2 separate regions of the Homo sapiens genome follow, and region 2 is linked to region 1. Evidence: chromatin loops called from intact Hi-C (ENCODE). Cell type or tissue: dorsolateral prefrontal cortex. All regions are shown on one strand. Links, peaks and the distances in the headings refer to the core of each region. The heading gives the core; the rest is flanking DNA. Region 1 overlaps LOC105370159 (a long non-coding RNA gene). Region 2 overlaps LINC02343 (long intergenic non-protein coding RNA 2343).

What was found. Hi-C counts contacts between places; a loop is a spot of excess contacts. Peaks named below come from ENCODE experiments on the same cell type or tissue, not always from the same donor. Only the 100,000 strongest peaks of a DNase experiment are listed, where the experiment ranks them.
Region 2: it touches region 1 in a loop (5-fold over the local background); 1 of 110 quality-filtered maps calls a loop at or near these places.

The regions. Positions count from the first base shown.
Region 1 is chr13:34,670,267-34,673,080 of GRCh38, reverse strand. It overlaps LOC105370159 (a long non-coding RNA gene), which reads left to right. Exons shown (of 3, transcript XR_941849.2): 3 at 1,919-2,654. Among named protein-coding and RNA genes, the nearest start is that of LINC00457, 31 kb to the right of the region's middle. In dorsolateral prefrontal cortex, for the core only: no CTCF peak of the experiment used is centred there; DNase peaks (open chromatin) are centred at 240 and 1,736; H3K27ac peaks cover 1,097 bases.
Region 2 is chr13:34,586,102-34,588,915 of GRCh38, reverse strand. All of the region lies in intron 2 of LINC02343 (long intergenic non-protein coding RNA 2343), which reads right to left. All of the region lies in intron 1 of LINC00457 (long intergenic non-protein coding RNA 457), which reads left to right. Among named protein-coding and RNA genes, the nearest start is that of LINC00457, 53 kb to the left of the region's middle. In dorsolateral prefrontal cortex, for the core only: no CTCF peak of the experiment used is centred there; a DNase peak (open chromatin) is centred at 1,137; H3K27ac peaks cover 761 bases.

The DNA.
Region 1 (2,814 bases), core at 225-2,724:
CCTGGGAAATAGAGACAAGCTATCTTCCTCTAAAATGCAACAGACAGTGGTGGGATGGGCATAAGATAACTACAAAAGACACTCCTGTTCAAAAATGTAGAAAGCAGCAGGCATATGAGAGTCAATGGTCTGAAGTCGAAATGGGCATGTTTTGGATATTGCTTGATTGGGATGCAGTCCTATTTCTTCCCCACTGTTCTTGGATCTGCCCACTGGGCTCTTGGTACTTGTCTCTGAGTCATTCGTGCATTTGCATGAAAGGACTATCAGCTGTTTTTGCAGCTGTGTCGTTTTCACAGCCTACTTCCTACCAGTAGAATTTTGGGGATCCAAAGTCCTTATTTTTGGTTCCTTTTGTAATGTTTCTTTCCCTTTCTGTTCAAAGTAGTGGTGTCTGTGCCACTATAATTGTCTTAAATATTTGTGGGCACCTTATTAGACAAAAGCCCTGTCTGAAAATCTTTCTGAGACAAGTCCTTCTTTAACTTGAGTTTCTGCTGAGATTGTTAAAGGAATTTACCCTTGAGCTTCTGAGAAACTTCATGGTTTGACTGAGCAGTTTTCTGTGGCACCATGTTAGATTTAGAAAAGGTCTTAAGGATTTATAGCCACACCTTCAACTTTATTACAAGACTATGTTTTCTGGGGAGTACCTTGGATTGTATCTTTGCCTGGAAGCAATTTCATAATTTTATAATTGTTAGTCATCTGGAGATGTTGGGGATTTTCAGAATCAGAAATTCCTGTTTCGTTTTTGTCTAAAAGTCTTTCATTAAGAACAAAGTTTCAGTTAGACAGGATGAATAAGTTCTGGATATCTACTGTACAGTGTGGTGACTCTAGTTAATAATGCACTGTACAGTTGAAAATTGCTAAGAGAGTAGACCTTAAATGTTATCACCACGAAACTATGATAAGTATGTGAGGTGATGAATATATTAATTAGCTTGATTAAATCATTGTATACATATATCAAAACATTACATTGTACACCATTTTTATTTGTTAATTATACCTTAAAAAGCTGGGGGTAGGGGAAGAGGACGAGTCTTTCCTTTAGCTTCTCTTTGTCTATATTTTGCAATATGCAGCAAGAAGCACACAAGTAGCACCTTCTACACTCCGTCTTGGAATCTCCTTTGCTAGGTCATGCCACTCATGTGGTACATTTTCTACTTTTCGCATAACTGCAGGAAATAGTGTTGTTAAACTTTCTGATGCTAGATAACAAGCATCCCCTTTCCCCCGCTTTTCACTAACTTTTTCCTATATCTCCTTTAAGCCTCTATTCATACCTTTCTCAAATACAAATGGCTTCTAATAACAGTGTTTTTACATGTGTTTGGTGTTTCATAATACTTTTCCTAAAGGCTTTCCATCTTCTGCTTACTGCCTTTTCCAAAGCCACATTCATATTTTGAGTTATTTATTTTTCCAGTACCTCAATTCCAAGTACTAAAGTACCCAAGTCTGTATTAGTTATCTATTGCTATATAACAATGTACTCCAAAACTTATAAACTTAAATTAATAAACACTGATCATTTCACTTTTTTTTGGTAAGAAATTCAGAAAGCTAGACTGAATGGTTCTGACTTAAAATCACTCATGAGGTTGATGTTAAATTTTTGGCTTGGGATGAAGGCTTGACTAGGGCTAGAAACTCTGCTTCCAAGATGGCTCACTTTCAAGGTTGTTGGCAGAAAACCTCAATTTGTCACTGGCTTTTTGGCAGGAGCTCTCAGCTCCTTACCACATGTCCTATCATAGGACTGTTTGAGTGTTCATGGCAGCTGACTTGTCACAGAGCAAGTGATCCAAGAGAGAGAAGGAAAAAAAATTATCTCTGCAATGTCTTTTATGACCTAGCCTGAGAAGTCATACACTAACATTTCCACAATATTCTGCTGGTTTCATAGGTCAACCTTACTTATGGAAGGGGATTGCATTATGGAACGAAAACCAGGAGGTGATCACTGCTATCTTAGAGGCTGGCTACTGTTGATGTCAAAATCAGCATCTATGGCACAGATGTTCCCTGAAGATGTCTTGCTCCTGGGGATTCCTGAATATACCAGAGCTGTAAGTGCTGCCCTCCATGCCTGGGCTGAGGCTGAGAATTCCTGAGGTTGAGACTGCTGATGTCTCATATATCCACAGTATACATAAGGCACTTAGCACACTACCTGGGGCCAAATAAGCATGGCAAAAATATTTTTTCTTGCTATTCTTGTTTTATAGAACACGCATCATTTTCCAGCACAGAAGAAGTAGCAGTCTCTGGCACAAATATAGGGGATAATCTTGCCGTCACCATGCCCATTAAAATTATAGTTAAAAAAATCTAGACCCTTGGGTTTCACTGGTCCCCTTTGGTTGAGTCCCTGGGGGAGCTGAGCCTGTGAGCTATCAGAAAAATGAATGCTGCTTCCTTACCATCCAGCGACTGGCCTCTTATCCTTGAACCATATTTCTGCCCCTCCCATCTCCTCTTTTTTCTCCTTTTTAATCGTGTCACCTCTCATCTCCAGCTAGAGTCCCTTTAAACCTTCATTCAAGTAATGCCTGCAGCCTCTGCTTTAACTCCTGGCTTTCTGGCACATGCCTGAATCATACTGTGCTTAAGCTGAGACACTACCTGCTAAAAACACTAGAAGCAACTAAAACCCTGGGGGACAAGGTGAAAATTAAGTTTGGAATACAAAACTCTTAGGTGACCAGACAAGCAATGCATGTTGTCAACCTCGAGGGCTGTGTGTTAGTCAGGGTTCGCTAGAGGGACAGAACTAATAAGGTATATATATATATAAATATG
Region 2 (2,814 bases), core at 102-2,601, 84 kb after region 1:
AGGCTAAAAGGATGGGGTAATTCTTACATTGCTGGGTGGTTCATACCCTGGGCCTGGCAGATGTCTGGTTCTTTCCATGGAGTATATTTGAGCTCCTGGTAGGTTATAGGTTGGACTCTCTCACCTGGTTTTACCTTAAGAAAGGATAAGCCTGTATTCTGGGTAGCCTTGTGGCTCCTTCCTTAGCCCAGGGGCATTGGTAAGACCCTCACCCTCTATCCCCAACCAGCCTCTTTCTACAGACATCTCCTTGTCCCTCCAGGCAGCTCTCCTGGCTAAAACAGGGTCCAAGTACTCACGCAGACTGTCCCTCTACCCTGCCCTGCCCACGCCTGGCGGGGCACAGCAGTGTGGCCTACGCCCCAGCAGTGTGTCAGCCCTTCCCATGTCTGCGAGATATCCTGTGCAGGAGTCAGGCTCATCCACAGTCTCTTCAGCTTCCTCAGATAAGAACGGGCTGCAAGTTCCTGCACTTCAAAATTTCAGGGGATGCAGGGCAAGCTCTCCAAGGAGAGGGAGAAGCTGCGTGCCCCTGGAGAAGTCTCTTCTGCTCCTCCTGTGCTCTCATTTGATAGAGGAGCCATGGGCAATTACCCTCCTTCCACGACATGTTGCTTCCTTGTTCCTCACACCCATGGGTAAAAATACCCCGAAGTGAGAAATCACAGAAGTGACATTAGGAGGCTGCTTAGGCAGCAAGCTTGAGGGAGGTCGTGAAGGGAGGAAGGAACAATGTGACATCCCTGAAGGAAGGAGCCTCCAGAGAAGCTGGGAAGGGGAGTGCGGAAGCAGGTGCTGGCACTTCCTTTGTCATTTCTCCCTTTACCTCAAATAACCTGGGCTGGGGATGTGGTGGCACAATGCCTTACTGGTGCCATGACATTCCCCAGGCTGTGGAATGCTCGTGCACCAAGGGGCAGCCAGTAGTGAGGAGAGGCTGTGGGGCTGCAGGTGGACTGAGGTCCTGCCTCCCAGAAGGTCCTTCTCACACCGCTCACACTTGCTCCTCCAAAGCTGCTAGGTAAAAGGAAGTAGGTCGTTTTGTGGGTGGGAGAACCATTCTCAATTATAAAAAAAAAAAAAAAATTTCTTCTAAGGTTCCAAGAATTTCAGCTTGTAAGTCAGAAATTTCACACCCCAAATGAAATTGGCAGGAAGCCCAGAACTCGCCATTTTCACTTTAGGTACTAAAATTCTCACATGGATTTACTTAAAGAGTAACCAGAGTATTAAAATGTCTTTTGAGCTTAAGATTTATTTGCCTGTGATCCATTGGCATGATTATTTATTTACCAAATAAATTGAGAGTTGGTTTTGTTATTTTGAAACTGTCCAGGAATCTCACATTTATGTATTTCTAATACGTCCTGTGATCAGAAAGCATTGACCTTCTTACAAATAAATTGTATACAATTAATGATCTGTTGGTACACTTTTATATCTTATGGATTCTTCATGCAAACACAATATTATAATGTTTTCTTCTAACTGGATGTACTGGAATCTTAAGTGGCTAACTCAGTTGAATAAAATAGTCTTAGAAGGCTTAATCCTCTCCTATTGGCTATAGTAGTATTTAGAGTTTGTGACGCTTCTATACATTGTTGAGAAGTGCATAGGATAAACCCGGACATTGTTGCGTGTTCTTCGTCTTCCGGTATGTACACATGCAACCCATACATACATGCTCCAAGTACACAACAATGTCTTAACAAATGGAGTCCGCCCTCATTATTTGTGGATTCCCTATCTGAGAATTTGCCTACTCACTAAAATTCATTTGTTACCCCCAAATCAATATTCCCAGCACTTCGTCATTTGCGGACATGTACAGAGTGGCAATAAAACTTCAAATCACTGGAGGAGCACATTTCCAGCTGGGTCAAAGATGGCCGCACAGCCATTTTGTTTCCGTTCTCATACTGTAGACAAGCGTCTTCTTCGCAGTCCAGTTAGTACTGTGTTTTTCGCACTTATGGGATCTTTGTTGGTAACTTTGCTATACAAAATGGCTCCCAAATGTAGCACTGAAGAGCTGTCTGATGTTCCGAGAAACAAGAAAGCTGTGATGTGCTTCATGGAGAAAATAAGAGTGTTAGAGGAGCTTCCTTTAGGTGCGGTTATGGTGCTGTAGGCTGTGAGCTCAATATTAATGAATCAGCAACACAGGTTAAATAGGGTGTCTTAAATGCACATAAATCAATGGTATGTATTGATTGGTTGATGAAAATGTGTGACTAGGGGCTTGTGGGAACATCATCATGTATTTCCTTTAGGAGCAAAGGTTCAGTATTCACTAATTCAGAGTTCTTGGTGACTTTCTAGAACATGACTCCTGTGAATAACAAGAAGCTACTGTATCTGATCTTGATTGATATGTTTCCTTAGAAGCGCCATCTCTTGTCACTCTGTCCTATGCCAGGACTCCCACAGCTAAGCGTCAGATACATCATGGTTAGTCTCCTGCTTCTGAGGCCATTCAGTATCCAGCTGCTTTAACTAGCAGCAACATGGCCTTCTCCACAGTTCACAACATATCTGCTCCTCATCCACCCACCACCAGGCCACCACATGCCACCAGCATGTCATGCATGGACTCCAGGAGAGCCTACTCCCTCGGCTTCTCATCTCCCCAATCTATTCTCTCCTTGGCAGCAAGAGTCCAGAGTCACACCCCGTTCAAGGCTCTGCCCATTCTCTGAGCCCTCTCCAAAGATCATTGAAGACTCATTTTTCTTTTCTTCTCTTCTTTCTTTCCTTCTTTTTCTTCCTTCCTTTCTTTCTTTCTTTCTTTCTTTCTTTCTTTCTTTCTTT